Regions from separate parts of the Homo sapiens genome. Here region 2 is linked to region 1. A link is a loop called in an ENCODE intact Hi-C map of the cell type or tissue named here. Cell type or tissue: endothelial cell of umbilical vein. All regions are shown on one strand. Links, peaks and the distances in the headings refer to the core of each region. The heading gives the core; the rest is flanking DNA.

Region 1 (5,311 bases), core at 695-4,694:
TATGTTCCTCTTCAGCTCTGTGTGAACACCTGTCTTTACCACAGGGTTGCTGTGGGTGTTAAATCGTGTTATATCCCAGACAAAAGACATGGTGCAATATCTCACACACCACAGGTGTTCCATAAATGGCTGTCATTGTTATTGTCTGTGGGAATGTCCACTATTAATGTTCTAGTAGTAATAGCAACAATTATTAACATGGAAAAGGGAGAGAAAAAGGAATCCCTGAGATAACTAGAAAAACTTTTGCTTTTAAATCTTAGACATTTTCTTAAAAAATTTCTAAGCATATTTACAAGCTAAAATTCCAACACTTGACTTAAATATCTTTTTTTTTTTTTTGAGAGAGAGCGTCTCGCTCTGTCACCCAGGCCGGAGGACTGCAGTGGCCCGATCTTGGCTCACTGCAAGCTCCGCCTCCCAGGTTCACACCATTCTCCTGCCTCAGCCTCCCGAGTAGCTGGGACTACAGGCGTCCGCCACCACGCCCGGCTAATTTTTTGTATTTTTAGTAGAGACAAGGTTTCACCGTGTTAGCCAGGATGGTCTCAATCTCCTGACCTCGTGATCCGCCCGCCTCGGCCTCCCAAAGTGCTGGGATTACAGGCGTGAACCACCGCGCCCGGCCGACTTTAATATCTTCTTATGTGAAACAACTAATTAATCAATGAATAAATAATCTGCTTCTCTGTCAATTTGCTATCTTTTATGGTTTCTTCTAAAATAATCTCTAGTCTAAATTAAACCTAACCTGTTTATTATATAAGAATGCTTATAGCTTTTTTCAATAACTTAGTCCAATAAGTCACATAGATTAAAGGTGTCTCTACATATATATAATCTAAACATTTATGTTGCCACATAGAAAGTGGTTTTCTTTTTTCCCCCAGTGTTGATGACGATAGTTCATGTGTGCTTGCATTTATATTAGTCAAAAGGAATGCTTACAGTATTGAGGAAAGATGCTGAGTAGAGTTGCTATTTAAGGACTTACAGATGTGTGAGAGGTATTGCTATAAATTAGCATCCCCAGATTGGTCTAATTATGTCTGTGTCTCACATGTCTTTCAAATATCTAGTGTTCTTTGCTATCTATGCTTACACTTAAATCAGTTCTCTCTATGGTGGAATGATGGATGGGGGCTTATTTTGACAGTAAGACACTATCACATGGATGAAATAGTGGAATAAAATAACTATTTGAAAGTAAGAGTGCATTTCCACTCTGTTAAACTCACAAAAATGGTAACAAAACATGGCAAACTGTGGTGGATTTGAAAAAGCATCCTGGCAAATGCCAGTACCTATCTCCAGCATGGTACAAAAGTGTTGAAGTATGACATTTACTTTACAGTGAGTATAGCTTAGGAGGATGAGAGATTTTGGAAGTATTGTATATTTTCTACTATTTTGCATGCTAGGTTAACCAGGAAGCATTTGGCTCAGAGGTACTTTTAATCACATCCTTACACCCATACTAAATATTTTGTCTCACGCAGCAGTGTGCAATGACTTTCTGCATATCCATTCCAGTTGAACTGATCGTGAATTTCATCTCCAGTGCTTAGAGATGATGCCTTGGCAGTTCTGTTCTAAATGGGGAGAATAGCGGTGAGAGGGCCTATGGGAAAATAAGGCCTTCAAAACCCCCTACCTGAAAAGACCTCCGTTTGTTAAGGTGGAATCAGACACTGCTGAAATCTTCAAAGGGGAGAGGGTTCGGTGTGAAGTCTGGAGGAATAAGAAATACAGATGCTCTAATGAACAGCACTGGCTAACTTTATTATTATTATTATTATTATTATTATTAGCCTATCAGAAAAGACGTATAATGCATGTCAAAGGACAAAGTATTTTTTAACCATGTTTTAAAAAAAAATCAGGCTATAGAGTGTAGATTTAAATATTGATTGTTTTTTAGACCAGCATAAACTATACGGCCCAGTTGTCTGTGCAAACGTTGTGCCGACGATAATAACCGATGATAACCTCACCGCAGCATTTATCATCTTGGCAGAGTTGTTTGTTAGATCAGTGAAGATCCGGAAAATCAGGCGGCGTGCTGCTTGGTTTTGCCAGGAGTAAAAGTACTGAAGGATACCGGGAAGACTGGTCATTATTGTTCTTCTTGTGGTTGCTATCATTATTATTATTATTATATTATTATTATTGCAGAGGTCAGCGCTGCTTTTGGGGTGAAAGAAGACCATCAGCAAACCTCAGCCTTGCGGCCAGGACTCCCCCGTCTTCTGTCGGAGTCCGCCGGTCCGCAGCCTGCGGCAGGGAGGCCCGGGCACCCGCAGGTGGCGCCCCACGTCCGTGTTTGCGCCCTCAGCCGAGCTCCAGGCGCAGCTGGGAAACCCAGCGCGTCTCCCCGGGTCCTTTGAGCGAGCGCGGACACCGCAATTTAATAAATAAGCGCAAGCGCCAGCCGCTCCACCAGTCCGAGGTCCAGAGGAGCAGACACACAGACCCGGGCCGGAGGCCCCTCTTCTAGCCCTGCGGGAACCGGACAGTTCCCCAACTGGGACTCTGGAACCACAGCTCCTAAATCATCAAATTCTCAAGCTTTTTTTTTCCCTCTCTTCGTCCCAGCCATCCCAGTCTTCTTCTTCTTTTTTTTTTTTTTAACTTATTGTTTTTTTCGCTCCTGTCATTATGAAAGTGGTCACGCCATTCAATATTAAGACTTGGAGGGAATTGGGGAAAGAAAAGAAAGAATCTAAAAGAAGAGAAGCGACCGGTGCTTTTAAGGGTGTCTAATTTTCAAAAGAGACGTCTGGGAGTATTTTGCTCTGGGCGTTTGGGTGAGCAGGACCGGGGCGTTGGAGGGTGCGGCGGGCTTGGGAGCAGGGAAGGTTCCGAGTCCTAGGGAGGCGGCAGCGCTCGGCTATGCCCTCTGGAGACTGGCGGGGCTGCGGGGCCGAGGGGACCCGCGAGGGAGCCGCGCTGCGGACGCGCTGAGCGCGGGAGCTCGAGGGGCCCCAGGCAGCGGTGCGGGCGCGAAGCCCAGGGGTTGGAGGCACCTGGGCGCACAGCGCGGGGCGCTGAGCCGGGCGAGACGCGGGGTTCCCGGTCCCGGGCGCGGCGCCTAAGCGGGCGCGCGGGGCGTGGTGCACCCCTGAAGCGGCGCAGGCTGGCGCGGGAAAGCGGCAGGGCGGGGCGGCGCGGTTATTGGCCACGCGCTGGGAGCAGGGTCGCGCTCCGTGTCCTCCTCCCGACAGCTCCCACTCGCCTCATTTTCTCTAAGCAGAGCAACTTCGCGGACAGCGGAGCTCGCCCAGCATGGATGTTCCAGGTAACCACCCCCGACCTGCCCTCCCCTCCGCATGCAAGCGCCTTCTGCGTGGATTTTAACGAAGACTCTCCCTGGTCCAGATCGAGGGGTGGAGGAGGTGGAGAGAGAGAAGGGAAATCATGTAGGATCGGGGCTGCGGACAGCGGATATTTATCAAGAGCCAACTTCTCTGTTCTTAGAAAGAATACTGGAAGAGTTAATGGGAGGCTGTGGGCGGCGAGGGGGCGGCTTCTCTGCGTGTCTCTGGGCTGGTATTGAAATGGCCTGTCTGCTTTCCTGGGAGGAGCGGGGACGGGGCAAAAGTGCAGACGGGCGCGTAAGTTCGCAGAAACCTGCAGGGGCTGCCGCCCCGCTGAGAAAGAGAGAATCCCCGTGGTCTGGAAACCAGAGCTGGAGAATAACCCAAGCCTGGGATTCCGTCGTTGGAATCGGTCCTTCGCCTAAGAGAGGAATCCCAGGGGTTTCACCCAAGGGGGCTCGCTAGTGGCTGCAGGGACCTTGGAAGTAGGTGTTTGGCTTTACTGCCCGTGTGTGTGTGTGTGTGTGTGTGTGTGTGTGTGTGTGTGTGTGTGTGTGGTGTCATTTCCCCCCTAGTAATCTTATTCGCCCCAAGGAGATTCCTGGGATTTGTTCTGTGGGTGGAAAACAGATAAAATCTGTACCAAAGGGACTTAAATGGACTTTAAAAACATCTCGAGGATTGAAAAATAGAGGATAGCAGGGAAACAAGGGATAGGAAAAGGGTTCCTTGGTGCTGCTCCAAGGAAATGCTGTGAGATGAAGGCGAGAAGGCAAGCATTCGTAGGTTTTTCTTTGCCTGCGTCTTAGCCCCCTCCGCGCTGGTGAATGGGCGGGGTGGCGGTGACGCCTTCTGAGGGTCTCGGGGCCCGTCTTAGCGACGAGGACCTGCAGAAGCGCGGCCCCCTCCCTCGTCGCAGCCCCGCGCGCTGCTCGGGAGCCTTCAGGGATGCGCTGCCAGCTGCGCCCGGGCGTTTCTCCGGACCTGTTGTGCCAGATCGGAAAGCGGGTTGGCTGTGCGCGGGACCAAGGGGGTGGCCTTCGGGGAGAACCCCCGAGCCGCAGGCACCTGCTCCCAGTCCCCCTTCTTCCCGGTGGCTCCACCTCCCGGTGTAAGGCTTTGGGTTCTGTGCCCTGACAGGTTCACAGGCGCCTTTCTTCTGAGAACGACCCTGGCCTTGAACGTCAGAGCCGGGGACGAAGGCCCCCGGAGGCTGCTGCGAGCTCCGCGCGTTCCTTCGCGCCCTTCCGCGCCGCTCGCGCCGGCGCCGGCCTCCACCCCCGCGCGCCGCCTCCCACCAGTCCCGATGCAGGCGCCCGGCCGGGGGCCACTCGGGCTGCGGCTGATGATGCCCGGGCGCCGGGGGGCGCTGCGCGAGCCGGGCGGCTGCGGATCCTGCCTGGGGGTGGCGCTGGCCCTGCTGTTGCTGCTACTGCCCGCCTGCTGCCCCGTGCGGGCGCAGAACGACACGGAGCCCATCGTGCTGGAGGGCAAGTGCCTGGTGGTGTGCGACTCCAGCCCGTCGGCGGACGGCGCCGTCACCTCCTCCCTAGGCATCTCCGTGCGCTCCGGCAGCGCCAAGGTGGCCTTCTCCGCCACGCGGAGCACCAACCACGAGCCGTCCGAGATGAGCAACCGCACCATGACCATCTATTTCGACCAGGTCAGCCGTCGGCCTGCCCACCCCGCCCCCAGCCCGGGGAGAGGGGCGGGGACCTGCGCGCGCGGGCTGGGGTTCAGGCTTCTTGGACGTGGAGTTCCCAGGCTCTGTCCTCCCCCTCTGCCCTGCTAGTCTCTTTCCTCCCGTTTCATAGAACGCACTCCTACTCTTTCCCTTTTCCACATTTTGGCTTTTTAAAAACTTTTAAATGATCAGCTAACTTGGCACTTGGATGACTGAGAGTCCCTTAAGGCTGTCTAAGCTTTCTAAGAGTTCCGTAAACCTAAAGATTTGAAATATGTTTCCCAAAAGGAAGCATTGCACGTTTTACTTT
Region 2 (5,311 bases), core at 861-4,860, 220 kb after region 1:
TCTCCCCCATTGTCCTGCTCTTTAACCTCTGGCAATCACTGATATGTTTCCCGTTTCTATAATTTTATCCTTTCAAGAATGTATTATAAAGGGAATCATCTCCTGTGTAACTTTCAGGATTGGCTTTTTTCAGCCAGGATATATCTCTGCAGATTCATCTAGGTTGTTGCATCTATCTGTGGTTTATTCTCTTTTATTGCTGAGGAGTAATCCATGATATGGACACAACACAATTTGTTTAACCACTCACCTGTTGAGGGAATTATGAGTTGTTTCCTATTTGGGGCTATTATGAATAAAGTTGCTATGAACATTCACGGGCAAGTTGCAATGTGAGCACAAGCTTTGTTTTCTCTGCAATAAATGCATAAGAGTACAATTGCTGTTTGGTGTGATAATTGCATATTTAGTTTTGTAAGAAACTACCAAACTGTTTTGTATAGTGGCTGTACTTACATTCCCACTGGCAATATACCAATGTTTTCGTTTCTCTAGTTTCTCGTCAACATTTGGTAGTGTCTCTGTTTTTGAGGGGGGGTCAGATATATGGTTTACAAGTATTTTCCCCTCGTTTGTAGCTTCTCTTTTTATCCTTTCGACAGGATCTTTCCCAAAGCAAAGGTTTTATTAAAATTTGTTTAAATTCCAGTTTATCAATTTTTTCTTCATAGATCATGTTTTTGGTGTCATGTCTAGGAACACTTTGCCGTACCCTATATCCTGAAGAATTTCTCCTATTTCTTTTTCTAAAAGAATAGTAGTTTTGCATATTCTAAGTGTATGATCCATTTGGCTTAATCTTTGTATGAGATGTGAGATTTATGTCAAGGTTTGTTACCTTTGGTGTCCGTTACTCTGGCACCACTATTCTTCCTCCAGTGAATCGCCTTATTTGTTGAAAACCAGTCAGACATATTTGTGTGAGTATACAGTCTGTCTTATGGTTCTCTGCTTCTCTGATCTATATATCTATCTCTTTACCAATGCAGTACTATTTTCATTACTGTAGTTACACAAAGGCCTTAATTTCTAATGAGTGATTTCTCCCACTTCTCTTTTATTTCTCAGGGTTGATTTTAGCTATTCTAGGGTCTGTGCCTGTCCACATACATTTTAGAATAAGCTTCTCTATGTTTTTTTTTTAAACCCTACTGGGTTTTTGATAGGAATTGAATTATACCTATATGTCAATTTGAGGAGAATTGACATTTCTTAGTGTGTTGAATCTTGAAGTCCATGAACACAGTGTGTCTCCATTTATTTAGGTGTTCTTGAATTTCCTTTGGCAGTTTGTAATCTTCAGCATATACATCTTGTAACACATTTTGTTAAATATATTTCTATGTATAGTTTTTTTTCTGAGTGACTGCAAATGGTATTGAATTTTTATTTTCACTTTTTACAAGTTCATTGTTAGCATATGAGAACGTGTTTCATGTTTATATGTTGATCTTGTATTCTACCATTTGTTGAACTCACTTAGCAGTTCTAAGACCTTTTTTTTTTCTTTTTCTTTTTGTATATTCAGTACTTTCTATGCAGACAACAAGGTCACCTGCATTAGGGATGGTTTTATTATTTCTTTTGCAATATGCGTGTCTTGTATCATCTCTTTTGCAAGCCTTATTGGAGCTTTTCCTATTTGTACTTCAGTCAGCTTTTTGAATCTGTGGGTTTATGTCTTTTGACAAATTTGGGAACTTTTCACTTATTATTTCTTAGAACACCCTTTCACTTCACTCTTTCTGCTTCTGTGATTCTGGAAATACGGAGTTGGATCTTTTGTTATTGCTGCAACAAGTTCCTGAGGCTCTACTCGTTTTTTATTTTTATTTTCTTCCGTCTATTTTTATCTTTATTCAGGTTGGGTAAATTATTTTAATCTCTTTTTAAGTTTACTCTCTTACCCATTGTCATCTCATTCTACCATTGAGCCTATTCAGAGAACTGGGTTTTTAAAGATTTTCATCATAGCATTTTTCAGTTCTATCAATTCTATAATTTTTATTTGGTTCTTTTTCACCATTTCAATTTTTATTTTTTGCTGAGATTTTCTCTTTTTTCATCTGTTTTCAGATAATTTGTTACTGTTAAAACATTTTATGATGGTTGCTTTAATGTCATTGTCTGATAATTCCAACTTCTGATTCATCTCAGTGTGGGCAACTGTTGATTGTGGGTTTGTTGTTTTGTTTTGTTTTTTGTTTTTGTTTTTTGTTTTAAGAGTCTCACTCCATCACCCAGGCTGGAGTGCAATGGTGTGATCTTGGCTAACTGCAGCCTCCACCTGCCAGGTTCAAGCAAATCTCTTGCCTCAGCCTCCCGAGTACAGGTGTGCATCACCACACCCAGCTAATTTTTAAATTTTTAGTAGAGACGGGGTTTCACCGCATTGGCCAGGCTAGTCTCAACCTCCTGACCTCAAGTGATCCTCCTGCCTCGGCCTCCCAAAGTGCTGGGATTACAGGCATGAGCCACCACACCCAACCTGATTGTGTTTTTTCATTCAACCTGTGACATTCTCCTTATGATGGGTGGTTTTTTTTTTATTGTAACCAGAATTTTTAGCTATGTTTGTCAGCAGGCTCTTGGTTCCATTTACATTGTTATTTTAGCACAGCGCCATCCTGTGGAGGTTTAGCACACAGGACCTGGCCCATTGCTGTGGGTCTAATGACGACTGAATTATCAGAGACTTTGAGGGGCAATTTTGGACAGCTTGATTTATCTCCTATCGTGTTGCTGGGCTTCTCACTGAACCCTCCTGGTGTTGCTTGAGGAGATAAAAGGAGCTTCCTCCTTTTAAGCTGTCTGTTTTCTTAAGCTGGGGAAAGAGAGTCTATTGCCCAGGAAACTAAGAGTGCTTCTTGGGAAGGTGCTTGTGGAGGTGACATCCTCCTTGCTGATGAATTGTCTCTAGGAAGGAAAGAGAGTCTCAGGTCCAGTAGCCTGGTGTGAAAGGAGCTTTTTCTGTCTTCTTATTGTCAGTGGGGCATCTGGTCAGCCCAGTATTACCAGGCTGCCCTGGTTTTGTTGATGGTACTCATAAGGAGAAATAAGCCTACCTGAGCCATCATCCATTACTTGTTTGGAGGGGAGGGAGAGGTCAAAAAATGCTGGCTCTGAAAAGGAATTAGATCATGTTTTTTTGCAGGGACACAGGTGTAGCTGGAAGCCATTAACCTAAGCAAACTAATGCAGGAACAGAAAACAAATCACTGCATGTTGTCACTTACAAGTGGGAGCTGAACAATGAGGACACATGGACACAGAGAGGGGAACAACACACATTGGGGCCTATTAGGGGAGCGTGGGGGTGGGAAGAGAGCATTAAGAAAAACAGCTAATGAATGCTGGAGCTAATGCAACCTAGGAGATGGGTTGAGAGGTGCAGCAAACCACCATGGCACACGTTTACCTATGCAACAAACCTGCACATCTTGCACATGTACCCAAGAACTTAGAAAAATAAAATAAAATAAAATATAATAATAATAATAATAATAAAGGCCAGGCACAGTGGCTCGAACCTGTAATCCCAAAACTTTGGGAGGCAGAGGCAGTCAGATCATCTGAGGTCAGGAGTTCAAGACCAGACTGACCAACATGATGAAACCCCGTCTCTACTAAGAATACAAAAGTTAGCTGGGCGTGTTGCACCTGCCTGTAATCCCAGCTACTCAAGAGGCTGAGGCCACAGAATCGCTTGAACCCGGGAGGAGGAGGCTGCAATGAGCTGAGATCGTGACATTGCACTCCAGCCTCAGTGACAGAGGGAAACTCCATCTCAGAAAAAAAAAAAAAAAGAAAAAGAAAAGAAAAAAAGAAAATTCTGGCTCTCAGTCGTCTTTCTCTGTTGGGCAGTGGCTCTAAGATGCCTTGTTTCTATGACATTCCTCCAGTCCTGATGTCCCTTCTTAGCGTGCTTTCCTCTTTTGACATTTCAGAGTTATGCTTTGGTTGTCCCTTCCATCATTTACTGGGTTTATGTTGACACTTAGCGGGTAGTATCAGGGGAAAGGAGTCCACGTGATTTTTTTCTGGACTGGGAGTCCAGTGTAATTTTATAAGGTACTTACATTAGATCTTGCTGTAACATAATCTCACATTGTACAATTAACTGTCAGTCTTATGTCCTAAAAAGGGATTTGTTTCTCTTTGAAATACCACATGGAAATCATCATGAGCCTAAATTATGGTCATGTACTAGACACTTTGGAGTAAATGCTATAGAAGTTTTTAGAGTATATGCAAATGTTCATTTTGCACTTGTGAAAATTATGTTTTATTAATACAAGTTTTTATATAACTGTCCTTTAGATTTTACCATGCTTGATGATTCATCATTGTGACATATCACAGCACAGCTGTTTGCCAGGAGTGACATTATAGTGAAGATTTATATAAAATATCTAAAAGTTATGCAGCTCTAATGCTTCCACTCCACGGGTAGTGCCATCAATATCCACATTTAGGATAATAGCTCTGAAAAAAAAAAGTAGTTTCACAAAGTAAAGCTATAGTAATGAAACTGTTTCTCTCTAACATTCCAGCAAAAGAAACATGGCTATAAAATGTGTGTCTAAAAATATCCGGCATCTTCAAGGAGTCAAGGTTTGAAAGCTGAGATTGAGTGGTCAATTTAAAGTATGTCTTGTTTGGAAGGACACAGTGTCTACATTTATCGGTAATTTTGTAAATAAACTTTTGTATTTTAAAGTGCTTTTAGACTTCCAGAAAAACTCAAAGATGGTGTTAGTAATTTTATAAATCATTAGGTTGTTGCAGTTTATTGTGATAAAAATTATCATTTGGTTTGAATTGTGTTTACAATTTGGTTGATGATTAGAAATTATTAAGTTCATGCACAAATAATCCTGCATTTAACTATTATTGTAGAAAGGAGTCAACATGGATTTTGCTTTTCATTACCTCCAAGTAAAATTTTGATCAGATTTTTTAAAAAGAAGGATTATATATATGGTACTGTTATTTGATTGTGTGTTAGAAGCCTACATAATATACAAGGAAGACTCAGATCTTAATACACTTCTAGCTTTTTTTTTTTTTTTTTTTTTAGATGGAGTGTTGCTCTGTTGCCCAGGCTGGAGTGCAGTGGCGTGATCTCCGCTCACTGCAAGCTCCACCTCCCGGGTTCACTCGATTCTCCTGCATCAGCCTCCTGAGTAGCTGGAACTACAGTTTAACCTTTATTCTAAAGTGGATTTAAAATTAACTCTTATTATATTGCTTTGGTGTAGAATAATTTTGCAGTTATAATTAATGATATGTCTGTTTAGTTTTCATTAGT

The links. Hi-C counts contacts between places; a loop is a spot of excess contacts. Peaks named below come from ENCODE experiments on the same cell type or tissue, not always from the same donor. Only the 100,000 strongest peaks of a DNase experiment are listed, where the experiment ranks them.
Region 2: it touches region 1 in a loop (16-fold over the local background); 1 of 110 quality-filtered maps calls a loop at or near these places.

Annotation. Positions count from the first base shown.
Region 1 is chr18:72,541,473-72,546,783 of GRCh38, reverse strand. It overlaps CBLN2 (cerebellin 2 precursor), which reads left to right and starts at 2,442. Exons shown (of 5, transcript NM_182511.4): 1 at 2,442-2,807; 2 at 3,254-3,298; 3 at 4,458-4,980. The coding sequence starts at 4,624. In endothelial cell of umbilical vein, for the core only: a CTCF peak has its summit at 2,311 (motif pointing right); a DNase peak (open chromatin) is centred at 2,343; H3K4me3 peaks cover 1,486 bases; H3K27me3 peaks cover 1,381 bases.
Region 2 is chr18:72,316,736-72,322,046 of GRCh38, reverse strand. No RefSeq gene overlaps it. Among named protein-coding and RNA genes, the nearest start is that of CBLN2, 220 kb to the left of the region's middle. In endothelial cell of umbilical vein, for the core only: no CTCF peak of the experiment used is centred there; no DNase peak of the experiment used is centred there.